Linked DNA regions of Homo sapiens: region 2 is linked to region 1. A link is a contact called in ENCODE Hi-C or POLR2A ChIA-PET data. All regions are on one chromosome and are shown on one strand. The core of a region is the stretch at or near the end of the contact, and the rest is flanking DNA. Distances in the headings are between cores, read along the strand shown.

What was found. A loop is a pair of places that touch in the nucleus more often than their neighbours do. ChIA-PET counts read pairs that join two places held with the same protein, here RNA polymerase II (POLR2A). Pooled maps may share reads with other maps.
Region 2: a map with no recorded cell type shows a loop between it and region 1 (3-fold over the local background). The contact joins two enhancer-like sites. A Hi-C loop is called at or near these places in 2 of 168 maps with a recorded cell type or tissue (B cell and posterior vena cava), 1 of 37 single-sample maps with no recorded cell type and 9 of 50 pooled maps. POLR2A ChIA-PET finds 5 or more read pairs at or near these places in 9 of 52 experiments (AG04449, BJ, OCI-LY7 and 5 more).

Annotation. Positions count from the first base shown.
Region 1 is chr3:188,240,285-188,247,868 of GRCh38, reverse strand. All of the region lies in intron 2 of LPP (LIM domain containing preferred translocation partner in lipoma), which reads right to left. Among named protein-coding and RNA genes, the nearest start is that of FLJ42393, 66 kb to the right of the region's middle. Within about 2 kb of position 3,313, at least 4 of the 41 ENCODE cell types and tissues checked have a DNase peak (open chromatin) inside an H3K27ac peak, as active enhancers do; they include PC-3, where a contact is called at or near this core.
Region 2 is chr3:188,280,654-188,287,710 of GRCh38, reverse strand. All of the region lies in intron 2 of LPP (LIM domain containing preferred translocation partner in lipoma), which reads right to left. Among named protein-coding and RNA genes, the nearest start is that of FLJ42393, 110 kb to the right of the region's middle. Within about 2 kb of position 1,475, at least 15 of the 41 ENCODE cell types and tissues checked have a DNase peak (open chromatin) inside an H3K27ac peak, as active enhancers do; they include PC-3, where a contact is called at or near this core.

The sequences.
Region 1 (7,584 bases), core at 2,064-4,563:
CGTCAATCCTCTGCTGCTTTACAGTGTCCTTAGATTGATATTGATCACATCTTTTTTTTTTTTTTTTTCTGAGATGGAGTCTCACTCTGTCGCCCAGCCTGGAGTGCAATGGCGCAATCTCGTCTCACTGCAACCTCCACCTCCCAAGTTCAAGCGATTCTCCTGCTTCAGCCTCCCAAGTAGCTAGGATTACAGGCATGTGCCACCATGCCCAGCTAATTTTTGTATTTTTAGTAGAAACAGGGTTTCACCATGTTGACCAGGCTGGTCTTGAACTCCAGACCTCAGGCGCCCACCTTGGCCTCCCAAAATGCTGGGATTACAGGCATGAGCCAACGCACCCAGCCTGATCACATCATTTTATCTCTCACTTTTGCTCAATTTCCACAAAAGTGAAATGACAAAAATTACAAACCAATTTCACCAATCTATAGAAAAAATTATTAATAAATGTTAAAGTCTTTGCATACACAAGTATTAGTTTTGACAACATCCTTAACACAGTGTATAAAACTATTTCTTAACTTTTCAAAGGTATTGCTCTCCTACCAACTAGTCTATAACCAGATGAAGGCTCTAAAAATAGCCTCAGCGTTTTTTTTTTTTTCCCACTAAAGTGCCCTGCAACTAAGACTTTGGGTGTGAGTTGTACTACTCACAGAACCCTTGATCTCAGGGTAAGAAGAATTCTCCAGAGGTCTTCTGGACAGTTCCTTGCCTTCATGCCGAAAAGAGCTCATTACCCCATTTCACAGATGGGTCAAGTGAGGCCCAGGAAATTAGAGTGATCTGAACTCAGTCACACACAGGTCTCCACACAAACATGTCAAGCTTTTAAGTACTGACTGAGTAGAATTCTTTTTCTATTAATAGTTCATCTGGGTGACTTAAGACAACCAGAGTTCTCTCTCCAGGTCTTGGCTCACCAATCTCTAAGAAAAGAAGGCTGAAATCCCATCATTTCTGGTCTGAGGCTGTAGAAAGAGAGAAATGCCTCAGATGTCAATAAATTATTAAGTTACTTAATTGATTAGTAACTTCGAACAAGATATTTTGTGTGACTAAGCCTCCATTTCCCTATTTACAAATTAGGAAGGATAATATTGTGAGAATTAAGGAATCCAGTTGATTCAGTTAAATAATCATCTGAGTCCCTACTTTGTGTCTCATCTATGTCAGATGGTAGGAAAATGTGGGTGTATTCAGTGCTCCTGCCCTGTGGGGGACTCACAGGCTTTCACCCTTTTCCAGGGAAAATGTTGTTGCTGAATAGAAAATGTAGAAACTGGAAGGAATATTTAAGATCTCATGCCCTATTTAGACTATTTAAATTCATAAGACATGGAAAGTCAGCAGAGATTTCAGATAAGAGAAATGAAATACAATTGCTATATCATCTATGAAGAGGAAAGAATTCCCTGTAATTAAATATCAAAACACTGAGCTTGGGATATGAGAAGGGGCAGAGAGTGTTAATCACAAACAAATTAGTGAGATAAATTGCAGGGTATCTGCTTCCTAAAGGCTTTAGAAAGTTATTGAGGCTGATAATTACAGAAATTCTATGGGTTTTCATTCCTACTTGAAGGGTAGACCAAAGAAATAGACACCTAGACATATCAGCCTGATCCCAATGTTCTCAGGTACCAGAGATTTAATGTTAATGAAAGAAAAAAAAAAAGTTGTAGACAGCATCTAGTTCAATAACCTCATTTTACAGATAAAAGAATAGACAGGAATAGAGAAACATGTCTGGGATGATAAAACAATTAAAAAGCAGATAGGACATCCAAGGGATATTCTAAGTCATTTCTCCATTAGAAAATCCTCACATCATTTCACACGATTTTATGGTATCAGTCCAAAAATAAAGTAAAAAACTTTGAAAATACATTTCAACAATTACAGTCAAGAAACAGAAATTTTTCCTTTTCCTGATAAAATAAAAAGCATTCACAGACAAATGAAAACAGTGAGGGTAGTACAATATATTCATCATTATTTTGTTTTTTGTGAAAGCAGGGCTGGGCTGGGTGTGGTGTCTCACACCTATAATCTTAGCACTTTGGAAGGCCGAGGTGGGAGGATCACCGAGCTCAGTAGTTGGAGAGAGCCTGGGCAACATAGTGAGACCTCGTGTCTACAAAAGAAATAAATAAATAAAAGCAGGGCACACACAAATGCAACGTTATTTTGATCTTAAAAAAAAAAAAGTGTGGGGTTAGAAAAGAGGGAAGCATGCCTTCTATTTTATTAAATTTACTTTGTGGTCTTTATTGCATAGGTGACATTATCATATAAGGTACCTTCTAAGAGGAGGTGAAAAGGCAAAAGGAAGGCAAAGGTGGTGGAATGAAGTTTAGGTCAGCAAACATCTACTGAGAATTTTCTCTGCTAATGGCTCTGGGCCAGGATCTGTGAGGAATAGAATCATAAGAAAATACCATCCCTGCCCACAAACTGTTTAAAAGCAAACAAGCCTGTAATCCCAGCACTTTGGGAGGCCGAGGCAGGCAGATCACGAGGTCAGAAGTTCGAGACCAGCATGACCAACATGATGAAACCCTGTCTCTATGAAAAATACAAAAATTAGTCAGGCGTAGTGGCGGGTGCCTGTAATCCCAGCTACTTGGGAGGCTGAGGCAGGAGAATTGCTTGAACCCGGGAGGCAGAGGTTGCAGTGAGCCAAGATTGTGTCACTGCACTCCAGCCTGGGTGACAGAGCAAGACTCTGTTTCAAAAGAAAAAAAAGGCGGGGGCAGGGTGGGAAACAAGGCAGAATTATGCTAACAATTTACCCTAATACAAGCCTAGAATGATGAGTGCAAAGAAGAGGACAAAAATCACCACTAACAACGGACCAAGAATGAGACACTAGGTAGCCACCCATTAGACACGGTCCATGCCCTCAAGGAACATATGCCTAGTAAGGAGATACAAAATCATTCATCCATCATTCATTCACTCAGATTCATTGAAAATCTACCATGAACCAGATACCGATGTACATGCTGAGGCTTCAGAAATGAGCAGGACATGGCTGAGTTCACAGTTCAGGGCAGACAACAAACACATAATGCTGAGTAGACACCAGGCAGTGTGATTAAGCCAAAGGAGATGTGTTTTAAAAGCCTAGGTTACTCAGAGAGAGAGGGGTAGATTATCAGAGATGACACGGAAAAGGCACCTCTACAACAAACAATCATACTTTTGACTCTAATACAATGGAGAATGAATAAAGCGTCTAATAGAGAAGAGTGCCACACACAGTGAGAAAGTCCCTAGGGAGTATTCTGACCAAAGTCTTGGTCTTGAAGGAGAGGCATAGTCTTCTAATTGCTTTGATGAATCACAGACCAAACAGTGATTCAGCTCTGAAAGAAACCTTAGAGATGGGCATTCCAAGGTCTCATGGGGTTAGTAGCAGAAGCAGGACTGGAACCCAGAACCCAAGTTGGACCACTAGACTGGTGCCTCTCCCTAAGCCCACTCTGCCTCTTCCATGTCTGTGAATGAGCTTACCACTCCTAGCTATGCAAAACTGCATAGAACCATTTCAGCAAGAGGCTCAGGTAGCATTAAAGAAGTTCCCACCTCAACGATGTCAATTTTTTGTTACTGTTGTCTTGAGGAAGCATGTTTGCTTTTAAACGCTCCCAAATTAAAAGCCATTCTCAGCCTTCCTACAATTGTATGTGCGCTGGGCGCAGTGGCTCACTTCTATAATCCCAGAACTTTGGCAGGCCGAGGCAGGCAGATATCTTAAGGCCAGGAGTTCGAGACCAGCCTGCACAACACGGTGAAACCCCACCTCTACTAAAAATACAAAAATTAGCCGGGCGTGGTGACGGGCACCTGTAAGCTACTCAGGAGGCTGAGGCAGGAGAATCGCTTGAACCCGGGAAGTGGAGGTTGTGGTGAGCAGAGATTGTGCCTCTACTCTCCAGCCTGCGCGACAGAGCGAGACTCTGTCTCAAAAAAATAAAAATTTTAAAAATAAAATAATTAATTAAAAAAAAAGATGTGGACCTGAACTCAGATTAGTGTCAGAGTGAACTTTCTAGTTAGCCTCCTCTTTCCACAGTGAAGAAATTACACCCAGAGAGACTGAGGTTAGTCACCCTGTCCAATCACAGCACCAGTTACACAGCACCTGAACTCAGAAGGGTCTAGCACCTTTTGCTCAGTGCTGCCAGTGTGGTGGTCTATGGCCTCATTCTCATAGCCTGCAAGTGATAGACCCCAGGACAGCAAGAATCATGCCAAAAGGATAACATCAATTAGCCTGTGTATTGTAGAAACAGATCACGAGATTTTAGAACGTAAAGAAAGAGAAAAAGAAACGATTTATTTCGCAGCTTTCCGTGCAAGCTTTTCAAAGGCCCTTCCCAGATCCGGCCTTCTGAGACACCACCCCAAGCCCCCGGAGGTTTGTTCTCTACTTAAATTGCCCCAAACTATGCTGTTTTCCTATCAATACTCAACAGCAAAGATGGAAAAGAATTGCCAATTTCTTGTGAATCCTGAAGATTTCCTTTATGAGTCATGGGAAACTAAAATAACCTGAGGGGTAGGGGGAACGGTAGAAACAGTTTTAAATCGGTTCTCACTAGTTTGTTTTACAGTGTGGTATAACTCCTGAGAACAGAAAAAATCAAGTTTCTAGAGTTGTTGTAAAAATAGGAGTTTTTGTCAGGTTGTGTCAGCTGTCACTGTGGCATTTCTTATTAGTATTTTTCTGTCTTTTTTTTGTTATATTAATTATAGTTTGATCACTGTAAGAGCTATTTTGAATCTATGGGACTTTCCTAACCAGATTGTTTTGGCATTTTAAAGTTACTCACATTCAGGGCCTAAACAATATAGCAAGTATCTTTTCTTCCTCTCTTTTTTATACTCAAATTCTGAACAAAGGAACCATCTGTTCTCTCTCTGAAAACATCAGCCCTTGTTTTCATTTTTCATTAATCATAATGCCTCAAACTTACATAATCTCTTTCTCCAACTTGCTTATTAAAGCATTTTGTAGACATCGCCTCATTCGTCTTCAATATCATCCCCTACAAACTAAGGAGAAAGGGGAAATGTTTGCTAATTTTCACTTAGGTAAGTGATTATCAGATGTTTAATGAATTTTGCATGAATGATGGCATGTTAGCCTCAGAAGGGACCTTGATGATCACCTGGCCCAGTTCTGGCTCTTGCATTTGTAAAATGAAGACCCAGAAAGGAGAAGTGATTTCACATTCTATTTGTGTACCTAACTCTCTACTCCTGACTGTAAGTGGTGAGGGTAAGAACCGTGTCTTTCACAGTTTTGTATCTCCAGTACCTGGTGTGTATTTGTTGAATGGATGAAAATGCTTGCAAATAGTCACACAGGTGGCTATGACAGAGCTGGGGTCAGAGCTCTACTCTCCTGCCTTCCCATTCAATGTGTGTGGTTTTTTTTTCCTTCTTCTTTTCCTTCTCTCTCTCTCTCTCTGTCTCTCTCTTTCTTTTTATAATACAATATAGACCTGAATGCAAGAAGAATCAAGCAGAGACACAACTAAAAAGGTGATGAGGATGGAGAGGATAAAAAGCAGGCTTTTACCTATAAGTTAGAAATAGGTTGAACAAACCCAGTAGAAATCAAGTTTAGCCATTAGCCATGCTAAAAAATAACCCATGTTAAGGCTGAGTGTCTAAAAGCTCTGCATTCCTTATGTGTGCCATATATTTAAGGATTTAGTGGATTCCTTAAACATTACCCAACTGAGGAAATGATCTGTCTTAACGCCAAAGGACAGCATGCCTCCTTAACACCTATTAGCCCAAAAAAAGCACATCATCCACCCTGCGATTTGGCCTCATCACTCACTGTAACTCAAGAGGACATACAGCGTCAGAATCATGAAATCTACCAGCCCAAAGTTTTCCAATGAGCAGAGGTCACTGGAATAAAGACCTTTATTCCATATGCCTAGCTGGAAGTCAGAAATTCATTTGACATGTTTCTTCTTATTTTCAGAATGTCCTACTCCCCACCATTACTCTTTGAAGTTATAGGGAAAATAAACTCTTTCTAGAAAAACAAGTTAAATTTTCAATTCTATCATCTGAAATTACGTATATAGTAGTAGTTATAACAAAGTCAACGACTCTCTGAAGATTCTTTAAAAATAGGTTGTCCATGTAGATGAGAAAGCTGTAGGTCTGAAGAGAGAAGGAAATCTTTTATTTTTCAGTAAAAGAAAAAAAGAAAAGAAATCAGAGGGCCAAGGAGAACTCAAGTATATTATAACACGGTCTCACATGAAGTACATCAGTTACAGATACAAGCAGGAAACAAATTAGCTTCAAAATAAAAACAAATCAACATAAATGAACCTTCAAACAACTCTGATGACTTTTTCTCCCCCAAAGGGAAAGATGAAAGGAGATTAGAAGGAAGAGAAGAGAAAAAGATGAGGAACGAGTAGGGAGATGCTTAAATCCCTAACACAGCATGTCTCACACAAACACAGCAGGCTGCCGAGGGTGTCTGGGGCTGTCCAGCACACAGCGGACAGGCGTTTATACCCAGTCATGCAGGATCAGCTGGAGAAACGTACAGCATGTACTTCAGGGCAAACAGCTGCAGAGAGGCCTGCGCAGATAACAGCAGGTTGGATTCATGCTATATCAGTAGTTCTATCCATACCCACCACCTTCTGCTCCTAGAGTGTCAGGCTATCCCCATGACCACTTATCATTCTTGCAGCCACTACGTGGAACATTAACCCTCTATTGACACTTCCCTGATAAAACTGTGCCCATTTCACATGTAGGGACATTCTCACTGTCTTGCTACCTCTAAAATCATCACTTTAGACTATGCATACATACCCCGTAACATCTTAACATTTTTCATTTAAAAATAAAAGAATCATATAGTTAAGGACATATAAAAGATCCACAAAATGTTCCCTAACTGGCCTTGCTCTCCACACGGAACTTTTTCAGAGCATTACTTTAATATAGCCAATAGGGAGGTTCATTCACTAAGAGTGTCTCTGATCTCTGCTCGTGTGTCTGCTCAGGTCGCCGAGGACAGAGCAGCCCTGCATTTGGAGCTCGCCCCTCCCTTGCCATGCTCCTCCCACCAAAACCATGTCTGAGGGAAGAATCCCAAAGAAGGTTGATGTGTTATCCCACCTGAGCAGCCTTACTAGTTGACATGATTGGATAGTTATGATTACGCTTTTTTATATGAAAGTTTCTACCCAAATATGTTGCTGGTCTAATATCCTAACTACTCAATAACAGTGGAATGAGTTTGAATAAAGCTCTCAACTACTCTAGGCACATCAGTTTCCTTCCCTACAAAATAAAGCAGTCAAATTCAGTACGTATAAGACTTCCTTCCAACTCAGAAATTCTGTGCCTATGAAGTTGCTACTGTCAAACAATCTGACCTCTCCCTCTTCATTTGTTCCTCTTTACCTCTTTCTCTCTCTGTCTCTCTCTCACACACACACACACACACACACACACACACACACTCTTACCCAAAACTCCTGACTCTTATGCAGTCAACAACCTTGTTAGGCAAGCTGTAAG
Region 2 (7,057 bases), core at 226-2,725, 42 kb before region 1:
GAGAAAAAAAGAACTTATTGGCCATCACTACTACATAAAGAATGAAGCAATAAAATGCTTCTTTTTTTCCTTCATCCACCTTCCTACCTCTCTCCTCACCCCACCTCCGCCAGTCCCCCGAAAAAGGGAAGGTAAGAACTGTCTGTCTGAGCAAAGAAAGAAGGCAGATTTGACAGCAACGAGAACCATTTGTCAAACCATCTGGCTTCTCTCTTCACCTGACAGGAGGGAAGAGTGAAGTGTCAGAAAGAGCAGGGAATTGAGAATCCAAAGAGCTGGCTTTTAGTCTTGATTTTGCCATTTCCTCGATGTGTGACCTTGCCAGACCTCAGTTTCTTAAATAGAGACCTTCTGGAGCCCACTGTTTATGTCTCTATGAGAAGCCTCCATGGGCTGCATTAACACACGGGGCGGGGGATGGCAAGCCCCAGTATCCATGAACACTTGAATATTATAAGCCAAGGGAGATATGAGGCTGGTGGAAACTTGTAATTTTTAAACTTGTGCTTTGGCCAGGCGCAGTGGCTCACGCCTGTAATCCCAGCACTTCGGGAAGCCGAGGTGGGGGGATCACTTGAGGTCAGGAGTTTGAGACCAGGCTGGCCAACATGGTGAAACCCCATCTCTAAGAAAAATACAAAAATTAGCCAGGTGTGGTGATGGGTGCCTGTAATCCCAGCTACTTGGGAGGCTGAGACAGGAGAATTGCTTGAAGCTGGGAGGAGGAGGTTGCAGTGAGCCAAGACAGCACCATCGCACTCCAGCCTGGGCAACAAGAGAGAAATCCCATCTCAAAAATATAAAAAATAAACAGGTAAATAAAAATAAAAATAAACCTGTGCTTTGTCTTACATGGTCTCCTCTTACTATTAATGTGTCCTCGATTTTGAAATATATACCCCTAATGTATATTTGAAATATATATCCTCCATATATGCTTGAAATGGTCCAGGCTTAATATTAGAGGCCTTGGACAGCAAGCAAAAACAGAATGGCTCATTTACCAGCCATCCTCATAAAGTTAGCTGGCTTTCCTTTTTAGTATCAATACATTTATTTGGGGAGGGAACACAGAAGTGAGATGCCCATTTTAAATTTCAGAAACTAACAGTATCTGAATATTGTATTATTATTTACAAAAAATAAGAAGTTCTCTTCTTTAATTTCCACACTAAACCCCATAAAGCAGTAACAGAGAAAATACTGTTCTCCAGAAGTTGCCATGAATTAGGAAATAGAGGATCCGAGAGGACTTTCTCATCCACCTAGAGTAAGTGGGTTCTGGGGTCAGGACAAGCAGTTTTGCCTTCTGACTAATTCCAGCATGCTGCCAAACACACCACAGCATCCTCTGGGTCATAAGCATGTTGAGTCACTCAAACCTAAAATATCCAAGGAGCAATTCCCTGCTCAACACAAGGAGAGAGGAATGGAAGCCTCCATGACCACAGCAGCACTTGTGTCAGAGACTTCTCCCACCCCTTCAAGACCTCAGAGAGTTTCCAGAAAGTATGACTTCCTCTGGGAAAGTCCCAGGCATGGACAAATCAGGCCCACACTAAATAATGGAATCTGACACGTTGTGACAAGGACGGGCACAGATCTCAGAATCCAATTCATTCCAGGGCCCTTGGAAAGTCACTTCCCTCTATAAGCCCATTTCCGCCTCCATATAAGTGGGTCTTTTCAAGACCAAAGAGGTACCTCAGCCACCAGAAGAAGGGAGAAAAAAGACAAAATGTGCTCCAAAAATACAAAGAGTTCGGTACAGCTTACAAAGGGTCTTCCCATTGCTTTCTGGAGGTAGTGTCCACAATGCAGACAAAGCTGAACTATCCCCAACTTTTGGGTAAAGAAACAAAGACCAAGAAACTCAGAAATTCTCCCAGGATAAACAGCAAGCTAGGAAATCCTCAAACCAAAGTGATACTTAATGCACAGCTGTTGGGGGTTGTGGGAGGGAGGCTGTTGGTGCTGGTGCTTTGCACAGGGCAGAATATTAAAAAGGAGGCCAGAAACAGTGGCTCATGCCTGTAATCCCAGCACTTTGGGAGGTCGAGTCAGGCTGACCACTTGAGCTTAGGAATTCAAAGCCAGCCTAGGCAACATAGTGAGACCCCATCTCAACAAAGAAAAACTTTTCTAATTAGCTGGCATGATGGCACATACCTGTAATCCCAGCTACTCAGGATTGAGCCCAGGAGTTCAAGACTGCAGTGAGCCATGATCACACCACTGCACTCCACCCTGGACAGCACAGTGAGACCCAGTCTCAGGAAATAAAAAAGAGGAGTTAGTAGATTCTACATTCAGTAACCATACTATCCAAGACACCCCACCCTGCAAAAGGAGAAGATATGGGGATTACCATAATATCAGAGATGTGCACAACCCACGGGAGAGAAACAATTTACCACCTCTCTCTAACGCTTCACATATATAGAAACAGAATCCAAGTCTGTATACCCCTTTATCTTTATTATCCTACGACCAACAATACAACTTGCAAAGCACTATCACAATAAATTTATCAAGCAGAAATCACTATCTTCTAATTTACAGAGGAAAAAGCTGAGGCACTAAGAAGTTGATTGATCTGCCCAATTCACATGGGTCTCTAAAAGCAGGGCCGGGACTCACAACCAGGGCCCCTGACCTCACATGCCCTGTTTGTTCATTTTTTTTTTCTTCACTTGCTTATGCCCCCTCTGAATTGCCAGTGCTACCATTTTTCAGTAAACAACCAGAGCAGAAAGTCAGCTCTGAACCGATACATCTCCCAACAGAGGAATGATTCGAGTCATACTTCGAGGAATAATTTCTGGGAAAGCAGAGGAGGTGATGCTATCAAACAGTGAAACCTAAAACTCCTACTCACTACCTGCCTGAGAGGGCAGGAAATGGGGCCGAGGCCCTTTCCCTACATGCTCCCCCTGCCCGTTTTTGTCTCTCGCAGTCATTACTAAACTTAGCACCGTAATCAAATGAAAGCTGTTTCCCAGCTGTATGGCCTTGGGTAAGTCCCTGATCTCCTTGGTTCTGTTACCAATACACACTCATGCACACATGCACGTATGTGGGTACACATACACACATACACACACATCCCAGACCATCCCTTCATTTCACCTAGCAGGATGGTAGCTACAGAAAGCCTCTGTCTTTCTTATCCTGCAAAACACCACAGCTACCTCCTAGGCATTCAGAAAGTGTCTCCAGACCCAGCATCTGAAGCTCTGACTTGAATCCTCCACCTCCCCCTTGGGCCTCCTGGGTCCCATCCCATTTCTCCTGCCCATCCTTCCCGTAAGCCCCTCTTCTCCAACCCACTTGCCGTTGTCCTACATTAGGCCTGTGCACCTCCACCTTGAATAAACACTAACTTGTCTCTCATTCTCAACCTTCCCTTCTAACTCCATCTTTCTCTGAGTAAATACTTCCAGCTCTGTAAGAGCTCCTCCTGGCCAGACACAGTGGCTCACACCTATAATCTCAACAACTTTGGGAGGCCGAGGCAGGCGGATCACCTGAGGTCAGGTGATTTGCCCACCTTGGCCTCTCAAAGTGCTGGGATTACAGGCGTGAGCCACTGCGTCCGGCCGAGATGCTGATTTTAGAAGGATATAAACCATATTGTGCCTAGAGAAGTGCAACCAGTTTGGTGGAGGATGTTTCCAGAGCTTTCATAGGAGGAGCTCTTTTTGTTTTATTAATTTATTTTTATTATTTTTTTTGAGATGGAGTCTCGCTCTGTCACCCAGGCTGGAGTGCCGTGGCGCAATCTCGGCTCACTGCAACCTCCACCTCCTGGGTTCAAGCGATTCTCCTGCCTCAGCCTCCTGAGTAGCTGGGATTACAGGCATGTACCACCACGCCTGGCTAATTTTTGTATTTTAGTAGAGATGGGCTTTCACCGTGTTGGTCAGGCTAGTCTCGAACTCCTGACAACCCTTCCTAATAATGATTAGTGTCTCCATTTTATAGATCTGAAAACTAAGGCCCCATGTCAAACATGTCTCTTGCAGACTTAGCACTGGAACCCAAGTGTCCTGGGCTGGCTCTTTTTCTCTTTCCTTAGTATCACGCATCCTCTTTCTACCTAATATATAGCATACTTATCTGAATGAGCCACTAGAAGCAGTAGTCAGCAGTACATGCAGAATCTGAACTGCAAGTCAGAAAAAGGTGTTTCGCAAGTAGCAATTCTAGTTAAGATCTCAACAGTGCTGTTGGGAGGCGGATTTATCAAGCACATCATGTGAGCAGTCTGACCCTGGACTGTTCCCAAAGGTCAGAGCCATAAAACGCAGCCAGAATTTCATTCAATTTCACAAATGCAGCAACTTGGCATGTCTGCTTTCCTTGTAACAGGGGCAACTGCAAAGTCTTCTTCAAGAAGATTAATAATCAAAGTCAAAAATTCAGAGGTCATCATGTAAACCACTTTCTCCTTTTTAAAAGCTAAGCTTTTCCAATATGAGGAGGGTTGACACTCTAAGAAGTTGAGAGCTAAAGAAGAGATGGCACATTCTGACCTAACTTCACTAGGAATGCCACCAGCATCTTAAGCAAACACCACCTCTCCTTGTGCCTCTAGAGAGACAGGATTAAGAAGGAGCCTGGGGAAAAGCTGATAGCTGCTCATAAAAGCCATGCTCCAAAACCAAGTTCCCAGGGGCCCTTCTAGTTCCCTGGGTTAACTGCATTTGACCTTCCAACCCCTCAGGCCTCCTCAGTAATTCAATTTAACAGTTACAGAGTGCCTATAAATGCCAGCTACTGAGCTAGCCTCCAAAGGATCAGAGATGTCTGCCCTCTGATCAGAACTCAGAAACAGATACCACCCATTGAATACAAGGTGGTGTATGAAAGTATCTCTGAAAGTACAAACTGTGTGATGGGAAATGGAGGAGGAGAGAGACTGACACCAAATGTGAAGTCAGATGTTTCTGAGAAGGTGGAATTTGAGCTAAGCATGAAGGATGCTGCCTGGCAGAGGTAGCCAGCAGGGTGGCACTGCACCTGGGATGAAGAATATGAACATGGGGTGGAGAGGCAGGGGCCAAAAGGAAGGCAGAAAGGTTGCCTGAAATCATGAGTGTAGGGTCCTAAGCAGGGATGTCACTTATGCCAGGAGCATTGGGAGGCCAAGAAAACACACAGCAAGTCTCAAGACAGAGGCTCTGAGCTCACTGCTCTTAGGAGCACCCCACCAAAATAAAGACTCCCTCTCCAGTAGCCCAAGGAGATGAACATGTGTACACAAGCCAACCTCCTGTCACCCTGCATTCCAGACAAGGAACTACACAACACATGCATCCCTCCTGCGCTACCATGGCCTCCTGAAGCTGGACAATGTTATCACAACCTCCAGTATTAAATACAAAGCAACAGTGGACCCAGAAAGTATATCAGCAGGAACCTGACAATTCAGAGCTGAGACTAGGTGTCCAAGACCTGATGTTTCAAGGACCCACAATATTATGTAAACGCCTGGCCACTGAGCCCCATATTAAGCTAAAGACAAGAGACTAAAAATATAATAAAGAAAGTATGAAAGGTAGGAAAGTATTGCAAGGGAGGGAGGGAGGGAAGGAGAGAGAAAAGGAGACGAACGGTAAGAAAACAGAATATAAGGGAAGGGAAAAGAGAGGAGGGGAGGAGAAGGACAAGGTAGAAAGACACAAAAAAAGGGAAGAAACGTCTCCCAAAGGGCAAGGTGAGAAGGAGAAGGGAAAAGGTTACAGTTATCCCTCTGCCTATAAGAATGATTATATACAAGTAAAACATGTGACTGCAATTCGGAGTAACTATTTCAATGTTTGTAGTCATGATATTTCATGAAAGAACAAAGAATTTAAATTTTATACAAATAACTGTTGAGGTTTTTAAAGCAAAAAATAAACATATATTTACAGGTATATAAATGTGAGACAAAAACTAGACACATGGCAAATTGCTAATGACGGTAACTTCTTGGAAGAAAGAAAGATGGGGGAGGAGAAAGGAGTTTGGAAAGTTGCAAAAATGGTCACAAATTTTCCCCTTCCCTACCTATGTCCTCATCCTTGCAATATGACTTTGGAGCTTTTTTTTTTTTTTTTTTTTTGGTAGAGTCTTCCTCTGTTGCCCAGACTGGAGTGCAGTGGGGTGATCTCAGTTCACTGAAACCTCCGCCTCCTGGGTTCAAGCGATTCTCCTGCCTCAGCCTCCCAAGTAGCTGGGATTACAGGCACGAACCATCATGCTTGGCTAATATTTCTGTATTTTTAGTAGAGACGGGGTTTCGCTATGTTGGCCAGGCTGTTCTCAAACTCCTGACCTCAAGTGATCCATCTGCCTCAGCCTCCCAAAATGCTGGGATTACAGGTGTGAGCCACTATGCCTGGCCTGACTTTGGAACTTCTGCCACCAAGAAATATACTCTTTCTAAACCCGCATCACTAATAAGTGTGTATTTGTTTACGGACTTATCCATACATATGTAAAAGGCTTTTATGTGCTTTACTAAATTCAAATGTCTTCCTACAAACAGTAGTAAGAACCACATTTATTAAATAATTCATATGTGCAAATTGTTTTAAGCTCTTCACATGCATTATTTCATTTTGTCTTCAAAAATTCCTTTGTCGCCTGTAATCTCAGCTACTTGGGAGGCTGAGGCAGGAGAATCGCTTGAGCCCAGGAGGCAGAGGTTGCAGTGAGCAGATATTGCACCATTGCACTCCAGCCTGGGCAACACAGCAAGATTCCCTCTTAAAAAAAAAAAAAAAAAAATTCCTTTGTCGTCCTATCATTAGCCCCAGGATAGAACTGACATGAAGAAGAAGCTGAGTCACAAAAATTAAACAACTGGCCTAAGGTCATTTGTATACAATGACCTGGACTCTGGATTTAAATCCAGACAATCCAACTCCAAAGCCCACATTCTCCCCACTATGTCTGTGTCATCGTGTTAATCCACCAGTTGGTTAACCCAGACAAAACGGGAACTGGTTAAGACCCTGTTCTGGCTCTTGGTGAACACTACTTCCTTTCAAAGACTCACAAATCACCT